Linked DNA regions of Mus musculus: region 1 is linked to region 2. The links are chromatin loops, found by intact Hi-C in ENCODE. Cell type or tissue: heart. All regions are shown on one strand. Each heading gives the region's core, and the rest is flanking DNA. Links, peaks and the distances in the headings are about the cores only. Region 1 overlaps Plcb1 (phospholipase C, beta 1). Region 2 holds the start of Plcb4 (phospholipase C, beta 4).

Region 1 (12,398 bases), core at 2,043-10,042, 270 kb before region 2:
GTTTGTTTATTTTTTGTTTTCTTTTGTTTTGTAAAGTTTCTTTAGATTACAAGAGTTAGAAACTTACACTGGACTAACTTGAACAATAGTATACACTAGGAAAAAAATAAACAGGATAAAATCATTATTCTTAAAAAAAAATTTGTGGAAATGTAAAGAAGAAAATTAACAGAGATGGATCCAGAAACAGCTTACTCAGGAAGCCTATCCAGAGACTTCTTGTAGCCCTCATGTAATTATTACCACTGTTCCCCCTTTTGCTCCCCTCTAATTTTAGTGTTATCCTTATTCGAATGGGGACAAGACAGGGTTTTCATTTCTTTCTTTATTGACCTGTAGGTGAGTCTTAGAGAAGAACGTTACTAGGTTTATGATTGGCCAGCCTTGTTACCTTAGAGAAGTCACACATGGCCAGAAGGCAAGCTATGATTAGAATATGATTTCCTGGATCAATGACTTTGGCCAAAGAATGGGGGGGTGAAGATTACAACAGTTTCCATGGGAACCAAACGTGAACCAGAAACCAGAGCAAGCTCTTCCCAGAGAAACAGTGCTATGTGGGAAAGCCCAGATGGGCCCATGCCTTCTCTTGGTGAGGTAGGAAAGAGACCCACTGTGTATGCATATATATCATCTACTTAACAGACACTACTAACAGATTGTGTTGGTTCTTATCCTGCTACCTAGATACAAACAGATACAAGCATCTTAATTATACAGATTTCAGATAAGAGTTGCTGAGGTACAATGGCACAATTCAAGGGAGCCTACAATCACAGAAGTAATTTTTTTTGTCCTATGTCCTGTTCACATAGGACTGTCACTGAAAGGATGGAATAGTGTGAAGGGAAAGTGTACACACAGGTGTATGCACACAGTTCTGGAAGCAAACTATTGCCTTGTTTATTACAATATGATGAATGCCAATGTTAAAAGAGAATCTGCAAATTGAAATATATCTGGGGATAGGGCCAGCTAAGTCTTGGAGACATATAAGAAGGGAAAAATCTCTGGGCTGCAGTAGAAAAGCTGACATGAGGCTGCAGACAGGGAAGAAATGCTTGCAAGATAGACTGCAGCTTGTAGGTATGTGCACCAGGGTTCCTGTTACCAGAAAGCTGTGCTGTGTAGAAAAATTTACAGATGTCTGTGATTCAGTGGATGATGAAACTACCCAAGAAGGTAGGGGAAAGCCTTGCACATTCTTGAGTTGAATAAAGATGCCTGATCAAAGGAAAAGTCCTGTCTCTGGGAACAGAGGAAGTCTCTGCTCACTTATGTAGATGCTGAGGTAGGGAAGTGAGGAGCATCCACAGTTAGGCTTACTAGGCAAAGACAAGAGGGACTGGTTCTGGGAGGAGAGAGAAAGACGAGGTTTTTGCACAGAGGGAGTTTATCCCATAAGACCAGGCATTTCTGAGAAAAATAGGGATTTTTTTTCCGATCCCTCCAGAAGTAGAAAAGACATGAAGAGAAGTAAAGAAACTTAATTTAGTGGGGAAAAGCAAACCAGCCAAATGAAGGACCTACAATATGGTATATGGTCTGTCAGGAATCGTGTGTGTGCTTCCCAAGCTGTCTAAACCACTCTGGTTACAGAGATGAGGGCACTCCATTGGGAGTAGTGAAGAGAATACAAAGTTCCAAAGATTCTGAGACATAGACCACACAAACTGAAATGGCTTCTTTAATGGTGTCAGCATGTTCCTCAATAATCCAGACAGGGTTCTTCAAATTCCAAGGCGCACATTTTGTCCTAGGAATCTTGATTCTAGGATTACAGATTCTGAATTCTTGGTCTAGGAGAAGGCCTGAGAGTTCTCGTTTCTAATGTGTGTCCTTATCACGCTGAGGCTGTTCATCAGAGGACACATGAGTAACAGGATCAAAGTACCCAGGGGACCACGTAAGGATCCACATTCCCGGACAAGGTTATGGAAATACTCATTTACCAGTTCATAGGTCTGGGAACACGGCCTTGTGATCTTTGTCCTTAAGAAGTCTCCCCAAGTGAATCTAATAGCGCAAAGTGGGGAATCTCTGAATAATTTCTGTGATGCATGTGGGATAAATGAAACAGGGGACAGGTCCTCTGGGGGGGTGGAAGGAATGCAGAGGTGAGGTGATAGCCTGGGTCAATGTAAAAGCCTTCTGTGAGTCCTTGGGGACAGGGACAACAGCATTGTTGGAAAGTTTGATTCCTGGCACTGCTCACAGTGTGATTTCCTCAACTACGGCAGCTGTGCTGAGGCCATCTCTCCTGAATGATGGCACGGGCATTCTGTGGCCCATGCTCTCCTTGATAGCTATTTCCATCCAGATGCGGGGACTTTCCTGTTTATCATAAGTGAACATGGATCTCTCTAAGCCTCTGACACCAACACTGGGGTTACACACAGAAATGACCATGCCTGCTTTTTACGTGGGTGCTGGAGATGAGAACCCAGGTCATGATGCTATCGAAGCAAGGGCTCTACCTCTGGAGCCATCTCCCCAGCCCCTTGAAGGGATTTGAAAATAACTTCAAAAACACAGGGAAGAGCAGCAGCAGCAGACAGAGGTGAAGAGCCCAGATTTTAGAGCCTGCCTGAGTTTATTTGTCAGCATTTAGAATGTTTTAGCTATTATAAAGAGTATGAGGATGGTTTACAGTACACAGGAGTGTATGCGAACATTATGGCAAGCGCTATACCATTTAGCATAAGGCATTCATGGATTTGGGTGCACAATAGGGGTCCTAGAACTAATCTTCCTTGGATCTTGAGGGATGGCTGCCTTGTTACTATGAGAGATATTACTTATATTAGACTAGTTAGCTCATCTTGTTCTGTACATTTGGAGGAAGAAATTCGACACTTTGAAAATAGTAGTGAAGTCTCTCAAGGAAAGCTCAGGCCATATGTTTTATGTTCCAGTGGAAGGGCTGAGGTCTGTTGCTCCAGCCACCTGAGGTTCCACAGACTTTCAGTGTGGAATAGAGAGTGAGGGTTGATCAGCATGAAAGTTTACTCTCAAGTAGTTGACATTCATTAGGCGTGTACTGAATGTGGGAACCATAGGAGTGCTGATGATCCAAAGATACAGTAGCTGCTGTCGTGAGTCTTGATCCAAGAAGAAAATATGCATCACATGATACGGTTATTACATTCTCAGCACCCAGGTTTTAAGAGCAGCAGAGGAAAGCATTCCTGATGCTCTCTGTGTCAACTGAAGCTACCTCACCAGGACATTACATCATTTTCTGAGATGGGTAACTGATGTTAATCTCAAACCAAGTCAACAACAGCGGCAAAAACATACCCAGAAACACAGAATTCTGCACGGCTGACTCTAATTTACTTATTTTATTTAAGCTTCACACTACCTACTAGAGGAAAAGGTAGCCACAGTATGACTTATAATCAAGAAAATACTGGTTCAGAAAAGGTAGATCTTAGCTCAATTCATACCTTCAAAGCTTATTGCCACTAATCTATATCCCCAGCCCCCAAATACTTTTATTGCGTTACAGAGTAGAGGTAAGAACCCAGGTCCACACTCTTAGCTGTGTTTGTACTGACTGAGCCAAGCTTCAGGAACTAGAATGACAGTCATTCAATTAGAAGAGAAAATCAGAGGGATTTCATCTTTAAAAAAACAAAAACAAAAACAGATCATGTGATACCTTAAAAATCATGCCCTCGTTGCTAAAAAGTCAGGTTTTTGTGATTCTAACAACAGCTCAGCCCCACTGCAGGTTGTCTTAAGTACACTTGCTGGTGTTTGGGGTGGGAAGGGCAGGGGCAGGAGCCTGTGCCTGTGATCACAGAAAACATCAAACTGGCATTTTCTTCCCCCAGCTTATTCAGAAGTTGACAGATGTTGCAGAAGAGTGTCAGAACAATCAGTTAAAGAAGCTGAAGGAAATCTGCGAGAAGTAAGCCTCCATCCCTTCACATTCAGCCTGAATATACATGAATGCTTCAAGGGCTGCTTGCTATTCAATTGGTCTGATTTTTTTCCCCCATTGTAAATTCAGAGAGAAGAAGGAATTAAAGAAGAAAATGGATAAGAAGAGGCAAGAGAAGATAACAGAAGCCAAGTCCAAAGACAAAAGCCAGATGGAAGAGTGAGTGGAAAGTAGTCCTCCCTAACTGGAAGGAGGAGCAGGTGCTCCCTGTGAGAGGACCAGTGAGAGAAGCAGTGTCTTAACCAATGGCCCCTTCATAAAGTCTCTCCTTGAATTACTCTTTTATATGACTCTTGCCTTAGTCCCTGTTCTCTTCCTGTGCAGAGACACCATGACCGAAGCAACTCAGAGAAAAGGAAGAATGTCACTGTGGGTTTACTTATGGTTTCATAGGGTTAGTCTATTATCACCAAGGTGGGAGCATGAGGTGCTCAAGTTGCTGGCACAGTAGCTGAAAGCTATATCCTGATTAAGGGGTGGGGCAAACATGGGCTTCTGAAACCTCAAAGCCTACCCCAGTGACAACCTTCCTCCAATGAGACCACACTTCCTAATCCTAAGTTCCACTCCCTGGTTACTAAGCATTCAAACTTATGAACTCTAGCTGGCCACTCTCATTCAAACCACCGCAGTCTCCTTTATGGCTTTTTCAGTGAGCTCTCAAACAGTGGCACTCTGGGCCTTTGAGAAAGAAAGTAAAGTGAGCTCTTTGGGGAAATGACTAGATATTCTCTTAGACAACCTTGGGAGCATCTAATAAAAACAGGGCCTGTGCTTGGGGAGACACACGGTCATTGTTACCCCGAAACACACACACACACACACACACAGGCTTGACCTTTCTTTCAACAGCTATACAAAGACAGTAAAAGCGTAGGCATCTAGAGTTCCAGGTGGATTGGTATAATGATCTGTGGCTTATTTCCATTTAGGGAGAAGACAGAGATGATCCGATCGTACATCCAGGAGGTGGTTCAGTACATCAAGAGGGTATGTCTGCTCCCACACACACACACACACCTTTGCAAATGCCACACAAACAGTAGCCAACCTCACTGTGAACTTCTAGGAGGAGAGTGTTGCCTCCTAGTACCTAGTCGCCACCAGCATCCAGCTGTTTTGTGATACTCTATAAGGGCGCACTTATTCTGGCTGTTGCCAACCATATTATAAAAAAGCTAAATAAAACGTCTATAAAAATCTGTAGGGCAGAATCACTACCTAAGTCGGGGACTCCCCCCTAAAAAATGACACAAAAGATGGTTCCCAAAAAATCCCTTCACCGTTAAGATTATGTCCACATCCAGATTAGCCCTTAAGCTTCTTTAAATTTGTGTTATAGAAATTTTCAAAGATTCTCAAAAATGTATATCCACCAGTCACCACCCCACCCTGTACTGTGTTCCCATCGCTAGATTCAAAGGCCAATTTTGGCCCAGAATGTTCAATAATTGCTAACATAGATCTGAAAAACCTTTGGGTTTGTTGTTGTTGTTGTTTGATTTTGTTTCTTGTAACATGCATGAAAGTTGTATGTTGTTGTTATTGTTTTATTTTCATAAGTGACTCTTTTCTTTTGGTAACTTTCTTACAGTTAGAGGAAGCACAAAGTAAAAGACAAGAAAAACTCGTGGAGAAACACAATGAGATCCGCCAGCAGATCCTCGATGAGAAGCCCAAGGTAAGAGCTGAGAAATTCAGGATGTCTAGACACAGTTGGCTCATTTGTCTTCCATTCAGTAAAAGTAAAATCCCCTGGGCTTTATAAGTACCTCGCGCAACATCTCCAGTCTCCCCTTGAGTGCAAAACTCACCATTTAGGGTGAAAGTAAAAATACAGCAATATTCTGCAAGTACTGACCACCAACAGTGTCTGCGGAAAGATGAGCGCGTACGGTGCCCTCGCCACACAGTTGGTTCGGATACATGGCTTGGGCAAGGGCATTTTTATTTGAATCAACCACCTTCATCTTGTAATGCTGTAATACCAGAATGTGCCCAGCAGAGGACACTCTTCACCAAGATCACCCTGATCTTGACCCAACAAAGTCTTCCATAAAAACAACCGGGGTGGGGGTGGGGGTGGGGGTGGGGTGGGGTGGGGTGGTGTCCGTGGCGGAGAGAGAAAGAAAAAAGAAAAAAAGAAAAGCAAATCTCTTTGCCTTCATAGCAACAACTAATCAGTACTGTCCTTTAAAATTATATTACAGCTCGGAGTGTAGCTCAGTGGTACTAAGAGTTGTCTGCATGTACAAGGTCCCGAGTCCAATCCAAAACAACAAATCAAAGTAGGTTGGACTTGTGGCTTGTTGAAATCAGTTGTCTATGGACACTGTGTTGAAAACCCTATCTGTAAATCAAATACTCGCAGGTTGGCCAAAAGCATGTCAGTTCTAGGACATTCTAGCCATTTTGATTCATTGCTGAATATTTTTCTTTCTCTTAAAACAAAATGGGCTCTCTAGGACTCCCTGCCATTTTCACTATAGTTGAAAAATACAGATTCTCAAAAGTACTACCATTTGGCCCGATTGTTTATTGAGTCTGCAATACTCCAATGCTAGGTTTATTTATTTGTATGTAACGTTCCTGGGTTGGCTTCAGAGAGAGTCCTTGTGGCTTGCTCTAGGTATATTTTCACGGTTATTTATGTTCTTTAGCCTTTATGCTTGCAATATATGAGCCACTTAATATTTGTGATTCCTAAAGATTTCAGGCTTAGCAGGAATCGATGGTTATTTTGTATATTGTTAATTCTTAAGTTTCTCCTTTACATATACAATTCAGATCTTCTTAGCCAGCTTCTTGGTCCACTAGTGCTAATATAATGGGATGCATTTTAGTAGAACTTTAGAAATTGCCACACAATCTCCCTTTCCTTGAATTGAGTTGCCCACAGTCACTCATGACCTAAAAATATTATGTATAGAATTCACAGAGTCAGCAATCCATGAAGTCCTAAAATGTACAACTTTCTAAGCAGCTGATGAACCCTGGAAGCAATATGTTAGCCATTCTGGCCCTGTGTACAGCATGGCCACCCAGTGGTCCTCTCTGTCATAGGGTTTGTGACTCCTTTAACGTAGTAATGGCTCCAAACCACAAGAGTGGTGACATTAAGGAGTCTTGAACCTGAGAACACTCAAGGGCAGATTAGCTTTGGCTTTTTGTGGCTTAAAGGCGTATTAGGGGAGGGGCACTGTATTTTTCAGAATCAATCTCATTTAAGTACTCAACTATTTTAAATTTGACTCTGATTAGACTAAAATTTAAGAAAAATATTAAGTAGTCAGAAATATATATATTCAGACCCATACAGTTTCGAGTTTTGCATCTGGAGTTGAGTTTGTCACCACTTTGTATTCTGGTGTAATAAAATTTATTTATGGTGAATCTCATAGCCAGTTTTAAACCTCTACAAACCCTTATTTACAACTAATACTTTCAGTTTTGCTTTGCTTTTTGATTATGTGTGTTCAACATTGTAAATATTTTAGCCATAGACAAAATGCAATACACATATTTTAAAGTTACACAATTTACTTTAAGTAATTCATAGATATCATATGTACGTTTATTCACACATGTGTGGGTGCACATGTGTGTATGATGTGGAGGTCAGTGGATAATTCCTTAGGTGGTGGCCACATTTATTGTTTGAGGTAGGGACTCACATGAGCCTGAAACTTTCCAAGTGAATAGGCTCCCTGGCTAGGGACCCAGGATCCTCTTGTCTTTCCCTCTGCAGAGCTGGGATTATCAGAGTGTGGCAGCATACATATGTGTGTACATTGTGAAGATTGAACTCATGTCCTCATGTTTGCAAGGCAAGAATTTTACTAACTGAGCTCCCTATCCCGTGTGTGTGTATGTGTGTGTGTGCGCGCGCACGCACACGTATGTGTTTGTGCATGCATGTACATGCATGTAAACTCAGGTTCCTTCACCCTCAGCGTCCCCATGCTAGGAGTATAGACATATACTACCACATATGTGACTGTTCTATGTCATCATAAATAAAATCAAATTAAGTTAGTTCCTTTTGAAGCACCTTAGAACTTCTTCACTCTATACAACCAAACATTAAACTGGCTAATAACTTTTGGCAATTTATCTGCCAGAGTACAGTTTTACAGAAAATCAATTTCAACCCGCTGGGCATGCTTGAATACATATATAATCCCATTAACTTGGGAAATGAAGGCTGGAAAACTGAGAGCTCATGGTTCATCTAGCTTATATAGCGAGGCCACATTTCTAGCAAACTAAATAAATAATTGTCTTAAATAGTGCCAACTTAACAAATGACATTATTACTGTTTGAGTCATGTCATAATTCTAGGGGTGGGAGGACGGTTCCAGGCATACAGTAGATGCTGTATTAGTTGTTTTTCTGTTGTGATAAAACACCATGACCAAAGGCAACTCATAGAAAGGTTTATTTTGGTTTACCATTGCGAAGAGAGAGAAATGTGGGAGAGAGTATGTAATGGCAAGGGAGACAGTTGAGCAGGAAACTGGGTGAGTATATCTCTACCCACAGGCAGGAAGCAGGGAGAAAACAGAAAGTGGGGTGAAGCTATACACCCTGAAAGATCACCTGCAGTGATGTACCTCCACCCGTAATGCTCCATGTCCTAAAAGTTCCATAATCCACCTAAACAGTGTTACCTGCTGGGATGAAGTGTTCACATCCATGCACATAGAGGAGACATTTCTCATTCAAACCACATCAAGTGGGCAGCCAGTTCTGAGGATGGGTGGCCATTTCTAGGGATAGCTCACCACTTCTAGAGATGGGTGTTCAGTTTCGGAGTTGGGTAGCTAGTTTAGTGACTCAACAATATTATTGAGAATCTGAATTTTTAGAATTTCATTGTTGTTGCTTATTGTCCTCAAGCTTTAAAGTCAGTGAGACATGGCTGCCAAGCCCCACTGCATTATCTTCTATCTGGTACCATTCAAAACCAGAATGGAAAAAAATCCCCACTTTATTCCCTTCATAGGAGTGATGGAAACCTTCCAGAATGGCCAGCCACCACCCCACATCCACAAAATAGATTTGTCTGCTGTGGTGCTATAATGGAGCCACATTCTAGTTCCTAAACAAATCCCAAGAAAGAAAGCATAATATTCATGACTGGCTTAGAGTGCCTAAGACTCATTCACAGAGGTGGGAGGAAGTCAGCTTCTTGGGTTTACAGTCACCAGAAACGTAAACAAAATTGATGCTTTCTCATTGAATAAAGAGTGAATAAATAGTAATTGGGGGTAGTGAGCAGTTTATACTACAACTGTATATTTAACAGCTTTTATTCTTTCTTTCTTGTGTCCTTAGAAAGGATCTAAAGTGTTCCTCAGAGTTCTAAGTCATTCTCTTGTCTTTATTTCTTAGTCTACCTAAGTACTGTGATAAATTTGCTCCTTCGTCTGTGATGCTGTTCTTATGGCCATCTTGTTGTAAGCGGATTTGAAGGAAGCCCTTGAAAACTGTTTGTTTGGTGTCAGCCTAAATCATTTGCTGACGTGTGTTCTTTGGAGCTTAAGGGTGTGTTTTCAGAGCTATTGCTTTGATAATAAAATTAGAAAGCACACGTGAAGAAGCCAGCCATGGTAGCTCACATCTATAATCCCAGCATTTGGCAGGAGGAAGCAGGAGGATCAGGAGTTTCATAGGTCATCCTTGGCTACTTATCAGGCGTAAAGCCGTTTATATAAGACCCTGTCTCCAACAAAACAAAACATATCACATGTGGTAATATTGTAAGATATTTAGCAAATGAAAAAACATTGTTAACAAAAGCTTTCTGCCACTGTGACACAATATCAGAAACAATTAACTTAAAAAGAGAAAAGGTTAGTTTTGGCTCTTAAGCTCATATGTGTTAGCCTGCTTTGTTTGGCCCTATTGCATTGGCCCTTTCGTAGCACACCAGGTCACAGAGATAGCACACGGTGTTCATGCTTGGCAGCCAGAAATCAGAAACAGGAAGAACAGACCAGAGTCCAGTTTTATTCAAGGTCAACTTCTCACTAAGCTCATTTCTTCCCACTGGATGCACTCAAAAATAAATAAATAAATTGAGACAAGGTTATTATGCAGCTTACACCACCTTAACGGTGGTTCTTCTGCCTCCACCTCCTCCTTTCTGATTAAAGGTATGTAAGGTGCCATGCCTAGCAAGGCCTCACTACTTAAAGGTTTCTTGAATTCCTTATACCACTTGTGCCGTAGACCAAGCGTTTATTCGTGGACCTCTGGGGGATGCTTCAGGTCTAGACCTGTAAGTAGCAGCGGAGGGAAATGGCAAGATCAAGTGTGGGATACGAAGATAGACACTGAAACACTGGAGAGCAAGTATAGATTAGGAAAGGCTAGGATGATGGAGTAGACCTCAGTGTGCCTCTGACTGTGGATATAGACCAGAAAAAGACTAGCACTGCATTTGAAATCATCTCTCTTCAATATGGTACTGGAAGGGCCTTGGAGCTTGACATTAGATATGACCAAAATTAATCAGGGCAGCAACAAATATAAAGAGGAAAATCTCAGGGAAACAAAATCCATCTACAGTAGCTATGAAACAGGTTCACCAAGAATGATAGATGGCAAGGCAGACTGGTTCTATGACATCTAGAATTTATGAACTATCCTGAATTTTTGACAAACAACTGGAGCTGACTATATAGCTGTCATACTTCATAGGAAAAAATTCCCAAATGTCATAGTTAGCTCTGGAATACAGCATTCCTTTTCTCAAAGGGGTGGGGGGGGCAGGAAAAAATTCTAAGTAGAACCTGATGATGCACAATCATTTGCTTATAGCAAAAAAATTCCACTATATAGCATCCCTCCTCTTTTTTCAGTGCAATTCAGCATATTATTGAATATAATAATTCACCCGCCTTCATCTGCTTCATTCTGTGCAATAGGCACACGCTGGCATCCACACTCATGGTCCTAACAAGGAGGAAGTTCTTTTTAGAACACTCTTACTCTAGACTTATCTGCATGCCTTTCTTCCTTGTAGATAAACAAATTCTTATCTGTTAAAAGTAAAAGGAGATTTTAAAAATTTAACATAGAACCTTCATAGGACCAAGAGCCTCTCCTCCCATTGATGACTGCCTAGACCATCCTCTGGAAGCAGGAGTGGGTGGGTTGGTGAGCAGGGGGAGAGGGAGAAGATAGGGAGTTTTTGGAGGGGAAACCAGGAAAGGGGATAACATTTGAAATGTAAATAAAGAAAATATCAAATTAAAAAAAAAAGAAAAAAAAGTTTAACGTAAGAAAGAAATTCGAACCACCAGTTGGTGAAAGCCACAGTACTTCAGTGGCAATACATTTTACTGGCCCAATAGGGAACAAGGTGCCTTAAATGGTTCATATAAAATAGAGCTTTGTGGGGCCTTCACTCAGCAGCAAACTCAGGTTCCAGATGAAGCCCCGAGTCCCCCTTGTTCTTACTAACCTGTAATAAAACATTCAAAGGAGAACATGGCTTATCAGGACCAGCATCTTCAGTCTTTGGTCCCTCTTTGATGGAAAGCAGATGATGGCCCCAGTGTGTAAGCCTAATTTGGACTGCCCCCACATTGCAACAGGTAGCAGAACCTTGTGATAGGTGGAATTCGTTCTTTGTCTCCATTCTAAATGAGCACACAGTGTCTGCTCTCTTGGCATGTAACTTCTGAGAGCATCACAAATAAATAAATAAAATAGAGGTGTGTGATTCTCACAGGCAATTTACACAAGAAATAAATATTTTGACCCTTGATTTGACATGAGATCAAGTTGCCCGTTGTGAGTCTCACTGAGACTTATTAAGTTAAAAATAATAGACATTCTTGATAGACATTCAGTTCCTTTTCAACAGAATTCTCAGTTCCAGAGAAATATTCAGATACGTGTTTCCTGGCAGTCAACTGTTTGACTGAGCCTTTAAATGTATGTCTTCAATTGTGTCTAAGATACATGTTTTTGCAAACTTCAACCACAGAATCTGGAAGATGCTTGCAAGAACACTGTCCAGGCTTCCAACTCGGTGGCATAATTGGTTTCCTCAGGATTTCTATACCTGAGTTTGCCAGGCCAATAAGAAAGAATTACTGTATATGAAACATGTTGGACGTTATTCAAAAGCTCAGCTGCCAATAGAGAGCAGCCACGGCCAGGTGGGCTTGAACAACCACAAGTTATGATGGTACAGAGGACTTTCTGCTCTTTCCCCGGAACATTTGAAAGAGGATTACTTTAGCATGTTGCCCTTAATCTGTTGCAAATATCCCAATGTATATTGATCACTCTGCAGCTAATGGCTCTTGTTACAGGAATTGTCTTTTGACAGGACTTTTTAATGAACTGTCTGCCTGCCTCGAAATAAAAACCAGTCGGTAAATTTGTAATTTTTTTTTTTTTTAGTCTGACACTTAATTTATCTTTGGTGTT
Region 2 (12,398 bases), core at 1,772-9,771:
TGCCATTCCTTGGGCCAAGAATATTCAAACCACTATAACCATTTTCATTACAACTGTTTACTTTGGTTCTCAGTGTCTTTAAATTGTTTAAGTTCTCTCGCACAAAGTGGCACAAGGTTCGGGAGGGAGACCCTGGGGCCAAGACAGCTCATGTCAGGCCTGTCTCTTAGCTGCTCCCTTTTCTAAGATGTATGTTTCTAATTAAGGCAAACTGGACAAATGGGGCAGTGGTGACCTCTTCATTTCCAAAGGACAATGTGTAAAGAGCTAAGTAGAAACCTTGATTAATGGGCCACTTTAAACTGGGATAATATCCGCATTGCCCTTTCTCTAGAGAGGATGCAACGTGGTCTTTTGCAGTCCAGGGTGTTAATCTGAAGCTCCTTAATGTTGCTGTCCCCCTGTCATATTTCACAAGAACAACCTTAGAGTTTGTAAACATTCAAGTGATTATACTGTTTGTATAATAGATGCTTCCAACTTTCCTGTGCCTAATGCTGATTTGTGTAACAGCACATTGCTAGGGAATTATGGCTGATTTCTAAAACAGAGGGGTATTCAGGGGTCCATAGTCCAGGGAAAGCCTTCACGAGTGGCTGAAGACATCCCTTACCCTCAACCATTTGCCTTCCTTCTTGCCAACCTGAGACTCTGGGAGGTGCTGCTTTTCTCCATTGTCTCTGTGTTCCCAGCAGACGTTGTGGAACTTCCTTTCAGAAGGCATGGTCAGTAGTGTGGCCTTGCTAACATGAACTCCAGACTTGGGATGCCATGAAACATAGGGGAAAAAATGTACACTCGAGGGATAGAGTGGAGAATGGGGCTTCAGGAGCCTCCTCAATATCTCCTCAGCAGAGAACTAGCAGTTAGACCTGCCCCAGAGACTGTCAGTGGTCTCCTTCCATAGTAAACCGAGATAGGATCTCAATGGCCATAGGTTAAAGGCAAAGCCATTTATCCCCTTTCTTCTCCCTTCCTTCTAACAGTTCTGGGGAACCATGCCCAGATGGGCAAGGGGCAGCAGGCAGTGGACAGGATAGTATTTAAGTCAAATCCTGTGCCACCAACTTCTACTTTAAGGAATCAAGGGGCCTATCTGAACCCCTGCTGGTGAAAAGGAGAAACCTGAAAGTAAGGGGAGGATTTCCCTTGGTCTGAGTTCAAGTGCTGTGCAAGGTATCAGAACTGCCCTAGTATGGACAACTGCTTATTACAGGCTCCCTCTTTGTGTTCTTGTTCCTATAGGCATTATCTTTATTCTTTTTCCTTAAAAAAAATGTACTTTCGATTAAAACAGAATTACACCATCAGCACCTCCTTTCTCCTTCCAGGAAGAAAGGGCTCTCTGAGGAACCCTTCCTTTCCTACAGACATTTTCAGTGTGAATCTCTCTAAAACCAACCATCCATCCATCCATTCATCCATCCATCCACCCATCCATCCATCAGTCAATCTGGTCATAACCTTGCTTGACAACTTCCAATGGGCTCACAGGGTACTTACTTATAAGCTTTATGTTCAAAGTCCTTTCTGTGTTCTTAGAGGATGTGACTCCCAACTGCCCCAGAATTCTCAATTCTCCTCACTTTACGCCTCGGTGAGACACCCTGGTTCCTTCCTGTTTCTGGAACAGGTCAAACAAATTCTCACCCTAGCTTCCTGCTGTTCCCTGCTGTGGACAGGCTTCTTCCCAGACATTCACCTTTCCCTGTTCATCCAGGTTCTATTCAAATGTTAAATCCTGAGGGCGGACATCTCAGTCCCAGTCCAAACTAGCAGTCTTCCCTGCCTATTTCCGGAAGTTCTTTTTCATTTCCTTTGCCCATTTTAACGTGTCACTGGCTGTCTCTTATGATAGTATATAACTTCATCCAGGAAACGACTTTGTCTTATGTTTACCTGAGAGTCTTGGGCAAAGAGTAGTGAGTGTGTCTGGCACAGAAAAGCCTTTGAAAAGTGTCTAAGAAGCCATTAAGGAGTGGGAAAAGGAGCCGCCATGAAATCATATTTCATTTAGGATTCAGAAAGCTCCACTGTTCATGTAACATTGAGTGGTAACAGGCTCAGTGTTAGTGTGAGCACCTGATGGAACACAAGACTACCGTGAGCTTTTTTTCCCCCCCATACGTAAAATGAAATGTTTAATCTATAAAACTCGGAGTGAACTCTACGGTAGAAGTCTAGATTTACAGAAGTTTGTTTATGTGTTGGACCTCTTTGAAATGGCCATTCTGTTTTTCATAAACTACTATAAAAAGCGCAGTGTATGAAGTACTATCTTAAGTTGGGACTGGCGTTTCTTGCTGCTGGAGTTAGCAGCTTGCTGTATGAAACCCATGCAGAAGCATCTTGTGTGTGTGGCTGCAGCGAAGAACTGCTCGGCTGATACCAGTCCCAGGAGCGCATCCAGAGAAAGGTGAGCACTCAGTAATTGTTTCAGGCTATGGTGTGTTGGTGGTTTTGTTAGCCATCAAAGACCAACTAATTAACTATATTTGAGTATATTATGTACTAAGTTCTACTGCTAAGAACTGTCAGTCACATAAGTGATAGCTTCTAGCTCCCCTTTCTGGGGATAATATTTGAGGCACATAAGACATACAAGAGAAGGCCTGAAGGACTGGTTTGAGTTTAGCTATACTATTTATTGGCTGCTCAACCTGGGGCAAATTCCTTACCCTTTCTGAGCCACAGCTTTCTCACATGCAGGGAAAGCAGGCCTAAAATACTACCCCAAGCCCTCAGCTTACAAGCAGCAATATCAGAATGAGTTGTTAGAGATGGAGAACATATGATTTTACTTCTGTCTTGTCTAATGAAAATCTGCATTTTAAAAAGCCTTTCAGGCAGTTCATGTGCCCGGTTTGCGGCACTCTCAAAAGCAGTCTTAACACACTGGCATGAAGACCCTGACCAGTGCAGTATCAGCTTTCTCTGGCATCTTTATTCTCTTTTTAACCTTGGTGGAAAAGCTGATCTGGCTTAGTGAATGTTTCTGTAGGTTTTGTCACAGACAGGCAGGCAGACACTGCAGAAAAACCTTTTTCAAGGCTAACTTAAATCTGAAGCTTTGTGTTTGGCTAGAGAGTGGTCAGTAGCTCTCAGTCCATCTCCCTTAAATTGGTAAATTATTTTTTTCTTTCTCGTTTTGAGACAGGGTTCAGGTTGGTCTTGAACCGACTGTATAGTTTAGGCTGCTCTGTAAACTAACTGGGATTACAGGCATGTACCATCACACATCACACTAGTTGATCAACTTTTGGTGGTTATTTTCTTTCTATCCATGCTGAAACGGCCAGAATGAACGAAGGGTGCGACACTTTGGGGTTTTCAACTGCTGTATCCACGGTGCCTGGACTGTTCCTTTGTGCCTACACTTCTGCCCTCTTCTCCATTTTTTTTTTAAGCTAACCTCTAAACCGACCCCTTTCCTCTTGACCCGCCAGCCCAGTTCAGGCAGCTGAGCATGCCCAGTTCAGCCGCCAGCATGGGCCCCAGTCCCCAGTGCGCAGGTGCCACGTCTCCGGGTTTTGGTGGCCGCCGCCAGGCAGGAGAGGGAGGAAGCCGAGTGGCCTCGGTAGGAGGAAGCCCTCGGGGAGTTCCGGAGCGGCTCCAGTGTAGGGTCTCCACAAAGGGTGACGCTGGATGCACATGGCCAGGCCGCCTCAGCAGGACTTCGGGCACCCGGGTGTCGGTTCAAAGGACAAGGAGAGCTGGCCACAGCGATCCCCAGCATCCCTGGAACCGAAGTCTGGGGGGGGGGGGTGGAGTGGGGTGCACGTCTCAGGATCACTTGGGGGAAGACTTTGGAAATCACTTTCTGGCTCAGTGTGAGCCCGTTGTAGTACTTCCTCCGGCAGATTGTTTTTCGGGCTGAATGAATAAAATCCCTGTCTCACAGTGCCTGCTGCAGTGTACAAGCTCTCCGTGTTTGTTCAATGTAACATAGACGAAAGCGCAGTTCCCGCTCCCCGCTCCCGGTTCTGGCTGGCTCGCACCCCCTCCTCCCGGGCCGGGCACCCGCTGAGTCCGTGGCCAGCGGCGCGTGGTGTCCCGCTGCTGGCTCAGCTCAGTCCCCACGGGCGCGCGCCCAGACCCTGCACCGGGAAGGCGGCGGCGGCGACCCCGGGACAGCCAACCCCCACCCCGGCCGGCCCGCGCGGCCCCGGTCCACCCCCAGCCCCGCCGGGCGCCGCACTGGGCATGCTCCGTAGCCCGGCAGGTTGGGGCTGCGAGGCGACGGCTTGGGCTCCAGAGGCAGCGTCGCGGCCGGGAGTAGGGGCGGCGGGCCCGGGGCCGCACGGGGCCCGGCTCGGCGGGAGCGGCGGGCGGGCGGCGCCCTGGGCAGCGGGCGGCCGAGGTGAGCGCAGCGGGGAGGCGCTGGCCGGTGGGGGGCGGAGGCGGCGGAGGGCGGGGCGGCGCCGGAGGGGCTCGGCGGCCGCGGCGGCGGGGAGGGGGTGGCGGCGCGCGAGCGGCTCAGGAGCCGCGCCGCAAACAGGCTCTCACACGCGCGCACACACACACACACACACACACACACACACACAGACACTCACACGCGCGCGCGCGAACACAGCGGGGCTCCCGGAGGCGGCGGTGGCCGCATCCCCGGCAGCGACTCGCCTGGAAGTGACAGGTAGGAGAAGGCGCTTTGGGTCCCGCCCGGGGATGCTCCCGCCGCTCCCAGCCCGCCGGGCTACTCGGCTTCCCGCGGGTGCGTCCCGGACGCGCGCGCGCGCCCCCGGTTGCCCTGCCGGGGACCCGGTGCAGGTGCGGGGTGCGAGGCGTCCTGCGCGGGAGGCAGGGGACCCCGCCGCCACCCGCCTCTCCGGCAATCATCTGCTACTGGGTTTCCTCTGCCTACCCGGACGTTCACCCTCTTCTGCGCTAGAAATAGCTCGGCTCGACGTGTATATGATTATTTTGGTTGGAAATAGTTGGCACTGTGCAACGCATGTAAATGTGTGTGCGTGTGCATCTTCAGCGTCTTCTGGGGACAGCTTACGAATGATAGACCGTTTCCAGTTGACACTGACAGGCTAAGCGCTCCTTCAGGACAGTATCTGGGCCTCCTAAAAGCATGTAAAAGAACATTGCTTTATTTTCAGAAGTTTAAAGTTGTTTTTTCTTAGTCAATTAGAAATTGTCTATATTGTACAATTTTTGAGTTTAGACTCAGTAAACTACTGAATCTAAGTGTGAAAACACAGAATTTTCCAATTGAACAACTCTAGAGTTATAAAGCCAGCATTTCTAGAAAGGCAAATGTCTTATATTCCACAAATATGCATGCATTTGAGATATGACTTTAAAAAAATAACCCTAAACTTCTATAGTGCTTCTTCCTATTTCTCTAAAGCAAGGGGCTTGAGATTTAATTTGGGGCAAAACATTCATGGACAGTCGCCATCTTTTGAAGTAGAAGTGGGATGCATAGTGGTCCATAAATTTAAATTATCCATTGGTGGAGATAATGTGTTGAATAAACATGGCTAGCAGTAAAGTCCATGCACAGGCAGGTGTATAATGCTTTGAAAAAAATTGAATTTCTCTTTTAAGGAAAAATCAGACCATAAAATAAAGATGACCAGGAAGAGCAACCAGTGACTTTTTACCTGGGTGGACTCCCAGGATCTCAGAAAGTGAAGAACTACTCTTTAGGGTAGGAAGATGTGTGTGTGTGTGTGTGTGTGTGTGTAAAATTTCAACTTAATCCTTTTAGTATTTTTAAGACTGATGTTTTTAAAGATGTGTTTGAACTGAGAACCGAATATTTTGAACCCTTCAAACTTTAATATCCTAAGTTGCAGAGTGATACAGAGGATGAGAAATTCCTCTCACTAGGATTTTGTGGTGTAATCCCTGACTGACTGTGTTATGTAATCTCGAATTTTTCCCCCACAGAACAGTCTTGCATAGTTTTCAACTGGTGTATTGATCTATTATATCATCTATTTTTTTTTTTTACACTGTAGACATTTAATACATGACTGGTGTCTTGGGGAGAACCTCGTGTAAGAAAAAATTACTTTTAAAATGGAATTTCACTTTCTGAGCGTTTTTATGTTGGTGAAACTGGTTTGACAGAAGGAGTGCATCTTCACATGTAACAGTGTGCTGCAGAGGGCTGAGTGTTGGCCTCCCAAGTGTGCTCTGCTCCCCTGCCCCCTCCCCGCTTTTATTACTCAGCCATCAGAACTTAGTTTTGATTTAGCTTTGATGATATCACTACCAGCTCTGAATTAATCGCTGTGGAAATGCTGTTTTACAAGTAACTGTCAAAACAGAATTTCAAAAGACTCCATTTGATCACAGAGAGCACATTTACATCTGTTGGAATAATTCTACTTTTACTTTACAAATGCACACCCACGCAGGAGGGCTTTGTGCTGAAATATTCTCTTTTCCGAGCTTTATATTTGTATCTTTTAAAATGTGAATGATGTTAAAACTTACATGCCTCGGAATCCAGGCTTCGTGCTTACTTTCATAGCTGATAGGGAAATATGGGAATTAAAAAAAAAAAAGAAAGGAAAAACCCTTAAAGCTTTCAAAAGAGCTTTTTAAGAAGTGGAGTTTAAAGGTTTGTATCACCCTTGAAACCTTTCATCCCATCCCCAATAGAGACCAATGGGTGCTGGTGCTGCTAATATATTTGTTTATCCTCTTTCCAAGAATCTAGCTGCTTGTAAATCAATTTATACTGCTGATTTTGTACAACATGGTACATCATTGGCAGCCCTAGTGAACGTGCTATTTTCTTAGGCTACTACTAATTTGTTTTCGATTTTGGTTCACTGGGAATTGAATGACTAAATGATTGCCTTGCGTTCCTGCCTACCTGCCCTTCATATGAAATCGGGTTTATACACGATTGTGATGTTGTATGTGAACCCATCACAGTGGCATGTTATGTTGTGACAGGCTGGGATATAAGCTTCTGGGAACAGTGTCTTGTTTGTCACCCCCAGTTTTTTAGGTGCAGCAGGCAAAACCCAAATGCCAGAATTGATGAATTGGTGGATTTTTATAAAGTTAATAATTAGCTGCCACTTTTTTTTTTTTAAATTTTAAAGTCTTCAGTTGCAAACAAATTACATATATTTGGACCAGAGCAGTTAGGTAATAGTGCTATAGAAAGGAATAGTTTTTGTAATTTTCACACTTTCAACAAATGCCTTGTTAGTGAACTCAGCTACTTTGGGGAAATATTACTTGATAATGAAAATTGTGAGGCACACTAGGACTCGTTTCGTGTCATTTGTGACCAGTTCCACTGCTTGCTTACTATCAGGGATGACACATGCTTTGAAAACCAGATCTTGGTGAGTTCCATAAAAGCAAGATGCGCTGCTTCTGATACTTAGAATGAGGTCAAGAATCCTGAGGATATTTGCTGATCACTGTTGGTAGTGCACAGCCAGACTGCAGTTTGTAAACAGTTACTTTTCACTTCCTAAGTGAAGGAGTCTGTGGAGGAGATGTAATCACCTTGTGAGAAATAAGGACATCCCCTAGGCTGACAGGCACCTGGTTTTACTGCTCAAGTTCAAATGTTAGCCTTGTTTGCAAGGATACTGTTTAACTCTCAGGGCAGTCCATGTCACTGTTTCCCATGTCCAGGTCCGTCAGACCCAAGGCATAGAACAACCTTGCTTCTATCCCTTCGTATTTATTTTTCTGTGTAATAGTTTTTTCTTTGATAAAGCCCCACCCTTTAAAGAAGAACTGCTTCTTCAAGCTGTAATATTGTTTTCCAGTTCTACCTTGAGTGTTCATGCCTCTAGTTCTTTACAGCCAACAAAGAGTGGGTTGCCTGCGGTGTGGGGAGACTGGAGGTGGACTACTAATACAGTAGCGAGTAGATGGCTGAGAATCCTGCGTTGTCCATATAGTTCAGCCTGCTTTCAAAAAGTTGTCCCTGAGTGATCTTTATTTGCGAAACCCATTTCACGTGAGTGGGAACCTCACTTTCTGAGAGCCTGGCTGGGTTCTCCTCCCTTTGGATGTTGTCATTCTGGGGAAGATGTAACCAGAGTTCCTAGTGGGAGGGAGGAATGCCCTCCCTTTCAAATCTTAGCCAGGACATCATTTTGTTCAGTAGAATGAATGGCCAGTTTTAGAAAAAAAAATTCCTGGTATGAACTGGACCCTTTCTCTCCTTTACTTTATGGAAGCAAAACAGGTGGACAGGATGGTAGGTCAGAAGAGGAGTTTCCTCTGAAGACCTCTCACAACTACTATCCATAAAACCTGCAGTGAGAATATGATACACCGTGTGAGCACAGAACAGTCTCTTTTCCCCTTTTCTGGGAGTCTCCCTCACGGTTCTCACATGATCTCTTGGGGAAGTCCAACTCTAGCTACCGAGAGGCAAATCATTAGTTTAGTACCCAGCACCCTTGTAAAGCCTTCTTTTCCTCCTAAACAATTAAAGGATATTATTTGGCATGAATGAACTAAAGTAGCCATTTCCATAGAGGCAGGAAGAACGGGTAACTCAGATTCAACTCAAGTGGCCGATCCAGAGAGAACACAGAACACTCATTCATGTTAGACAGCTCTTTTTCCCACCTAGATCAGAGGCCTTCACCTCAGTAGATCCATATCACCGAGGTCTGAACATAGTCCACGAATATTGTTGGTAGGTCCTTAATTTTTATCCATATCCAAGTGACAATTCCAGCGTGAACTAGAACCATTCATTGTTAGCCTTTGCTGTTCAGTGGGTTGAAAAGATGTGCATTTCAAATGAATTCACTTTGTTTTGTTTGTTATTTTTTTTAGATTTATTTGCTTTAATTTTATGTGTATGGGTATTTTGCCTGCATGTATGTCTTAGTATCATGTATGTGCAGTGTCCTAAGAGGCCAGAAGAGGGCATTGTTTTCTCTAGAGCTGGAGTGACAGAAGGTTGTTAGCCACCACGTGGGTACTGGGAACCCAATCCTGGCCCTTTTGGAAGAACAACAAGTGCTCTTCTCTGCTGCACCACCTCTCCAGCTCAGTGTGAGTTCATTTTAAAACTTGTTATTTTGATAAATATGATTCATTTCTGTGGTACTTATAAGTATTATTTAATTTCACACATTTGAAATATACTTAGAAGAGTCTAGAGTGTTTACCAGACTGCAAAACTGGAACCCAACCCCTACAATGTGAAGAACATTGGCCTGAGACATGGTCACTCTCAGAGTTGGTGGGTGGATAGGTAGGGACTCGTGCTTTGGGTTTTCCTTCAGGAGTAGACATTGAGAGCTTAAAGTGCTGGAATCAGCCATCCCTGAGTTTCTATCCTGACAGTGTCCTCTGTTGGCCCTGTAGTCCCAGGCATCCACTCAGAGCCTTGGTTGACTCTCTCATTAATACCCTCCTCCCCAAGCCCTTGGTTAAGGATGGTGCTGGATGATGGTGATTGGTGCTGGGAACAGCATTTCTGTTGCTGTGACAACCACTCTGCCCCTTCTCCTACTGATACTACCAGGATCACTACCCACAATCTCACTTTGCTCCATCAGGGTAGAGGGCATTGGTTTGTTTGTTGGAGCCATGTAGAAGCAGCTCATTTAAAACATGTAAGACATACTCGGAGTTCCATCTGGCAGTCAGGGAATGTTCCAGTGACCCCCACAGGCTACCTCCTGATGGCGGATCTTCCTCTGGACTCATCTCATCCTGTGACTGCATTTGGGTAGAGGAATACAACATTGCTCAGCTCTAGTAGCCTTAAAATTCCATGAGTGTGGGATTTTGAACTGTAATGCAGGAGCCAGATGCCATCCCCAGGGCCTCTGTGTCCTCCAGAACGGCTTAAAAAGAGACCATATTAAGCAATTTAGCTTTAGGAGGATGGAAACATGCATGAGAAGTGTTTGGGGACCACTGATGTTTAGGGGCACATGGTGCCTCCTTTGCTCCCATGGGCATTAGTGGGAGCATTCAACTCTTCTCTCATAGTCTCAATAACAACCTTAGTAAAGGGGAAACCAAACCAAACCAAAACCCCCAATCCAGATATTTGTCCAGAACTTGAAACATGCCACTCCACTTCATTTCATCTTTCTAGACACTTTTTTTTTTTTTTTTGCAGAGGTGGGGTGGGTGGGCTATGGAGTTGTAACAGTCTCTTAGGTTTACATTGTTGGAGAACTTATATTTGGGAGGCTAATCATGTGATGGGTTTAGAGTTGGGATTGAAATCTAAGTAGATTGACACTGTAACCTTTTTTTTTGTTTGTTTAGTTTTTCGGTCTAGCTGTGTAGCACATGCTGGCTCCAAACTTCACATCCTCCTGTTTTAGGTTCTCAAAGGCTGGGATTATAGGGAAGCACCATGTTAGCCCAGAACTCCAACTTTTAAATCACGGTTCCATGTTACCTGTAGTCATGTTACCTGTAGTTGGTATAGTGCATGCTGCAGAAGTCTCTCTCTCTCTCTCTCTCTCTCTCTCTCTCTCTCTCTCTCTCTCTCTCTCTCTCCCCACAAAACATGGCGAGGCAGTTATTTTAAGTGGCACGGCTAAGATGTAACAGATCTGGCAACTGCTGTGAAGATGGAATCGGAACAGCAAGTTGAGGATGAAGCCGTTTCCTAGTCTCGGTCTAGGGGTGTTTGTTGATACAGTTGCATGGTCTGGAAGGGTGAAGCAGGGGATTAATTGACGATAACATGGGCCGAGGACTAAGAGTGAAAATCTGGTATCATCTTTTCTTTGGCTTTCGGAGAGATCATAAGGGCGAGGGCCTGGAAGGACCGAGAAGTAAGTGTATTATGTGAAATTGCCAAATAATCAATAAAAACATTAAGGTCAAAAGGAAAAGTAAGGCCAGCTGGCAGAGTTCAATGGCTTCAGTGAGATTGCTGTGACCTCTGGTTGAGGAGCCAGGTAAACCACATACACAGGTGCTGTTGAACAGGTGTCAGGGACCTTAGGCATGGTGGCCTGTGTGTGTCCCTTTCCAGGAGGAGCTGCCAGAGGAGTCTGCCACTGCATGCACATTTTATGGTGAAGCGAGGAATCTGAGTATCTGGAACGTGAAAGTCCCTCATTTGAAAGTGCTTGGCTGGCGTTGGAGAGCTGGTTCAGGGTACTGGCTGGTTTTGTGTTTTCTCAGAGGACCCAGGTTCTAAGGTCCTAGGAGCTTAAGGACCAGGACCAGGTCCTAAGTCCTGGTGACTTAGGACCATCTGTAAGTTCAGTCTCAGGGGATGATGCTGTCTCTGGTCCCTGTGAGGACCAGGTACATACATAGTACACAGCTATGCATGTAGACAGAAACTCATACACATAAAATAGGTAAGTTAAGTAAACTAGGAAGTGCTGGGAAGTTGGGCTGAGGAGACTGCCCAGCTGGTACAACGTTTTCCACATAGAAATGAAGACCTGAGACAGAGCCCAAGGGCTATGTAACAAAGCTGGGAATACTGGGGTTACTCCAGAGAATTCCCGAGCCAGGGAGGTAGAGACAGGCAGATCCTGGGGCTTGCTAGACAGCCAGCATGGAGCAGTCAGTCATCCCCAGGCTAGTGAGAGACCCTGTCTCAAAAAAAACCAAAGCTCAAGGATGTTGCAACTGAGGAATGACACGGGAAGTTGACCTCTGGCCTCCACTTGCATGCACACAATCCATGTTATTGCCAAACTGGACACATTTGTGGCAGGAATTCAGCCTGAGAGTTCCCACGTCGGTCCTTTTGTCAAGTGTAAGTTCTCAGATGCACTGTGCCCTAGAAAATGCCATTAGTTTTATTTCCTTTTTCAGACTTTATAATTGTCTTTTAAAAGGGGAGGTTTTAAAATTCGTGATATAGTCTCCTTTATTTTAAATGAGCACAGAGTTCTGAATATCTGGCTTTTTTTTCCTCACCCCATTTTCTTTTTTTTGTTTTTTGTTTTTTGTTTTTTCTAGACAGGGTTTCTCTGTGTAGCCCTGGCTGTCCTGGAACTCACTCTGTAGACCAGGCTGGCCTCGAACTCAGAAATCTGCCTGCCTCTGCCTCCCAAGTGCTGGGATAAAAGGCGTGCGCCACCACTGCCCAGCCTCACCCCATTTTCTAAGGTACCAGCAAATATTCAGAGTTGGGAGAGGAGGGACATGGTTTTCAAGCTCACTACTTGACAGAGCTTTGAACTGTGATCAGTTTACCATAGAAAAACGAGTGACTTCCTTTATTACAGGGTCAGAGAGGCTCTCTTGCCTCTGTCACTGGCTGAATTCTGCAAATCATGGGATATCTCTCCCTGTCTTGACAGTTGCAGTGTTTATCCTGAACACTGAGAAGTTAGATCTGTTTCTGCAGGCAAGTATTTCAAGGCGAACCCACCCTAATTTTTTCCTCCCAGTCTTCAATGGGAGATCACTTTGGGTCAAATGGAAATGTAGCCCTTTGAGATGGG

Evidence for each region. A loop is a pair of places that touch in the nucleus more often than their neighbours do. Peaks named below come from ENCODE experiments on the same cell type or tissue, not always from the same donor. Only the 100,000 strongest peaks of a DNase experiment are listed, where the experiment ranks them.
Region 1: a loop joins it to region 2, with 2.0 times the contacts of the local background. A loop is called at or near these places in 1 of 42 quality-filtered maps.

Annotation. Positions count from the first base shown.
Region 1 is chr2:135,382,255-135,394,652 of GRCm38, forward strand. It overlaps Plcb1 (phospholipase C, beta 1), which reads left to right. Exons shown (of 32, transcript NM_001145830.1): 28 at 3,840-3,916; 29 at 4,019-4,108; 30 at 4,882-4,939; 31 at 5,544-5,630. Among named protein-coding and RNA genes, the nearest start is that of Gm31993, 150 kb to the right of the region's middle. In heart, for the core only: a CTCF peak has its summit at 5,922 (motif pointing right); no DNase peak of the experiment used is centred there.
Region 2 is chr2:135,655,095-135,667,492 of GRCm38, forward strand. It overlaps Plcb4 (phospholipase C, beta 4), which reads left to right and starts at 4,453. Exons shown (of 39, transcript NM_001355153.1): 1 at 4,453-4,636. In heart, for the core only: CTCF peaks have their summits at 4,780 and 8,857 (motif pointing right); DNase peaks (open chromatin) are centred at 3,547, 4,397 and 4,647; H3K4me3 peaks cover 2,363 bases; H3K27ac peaks cover 2,531 bases.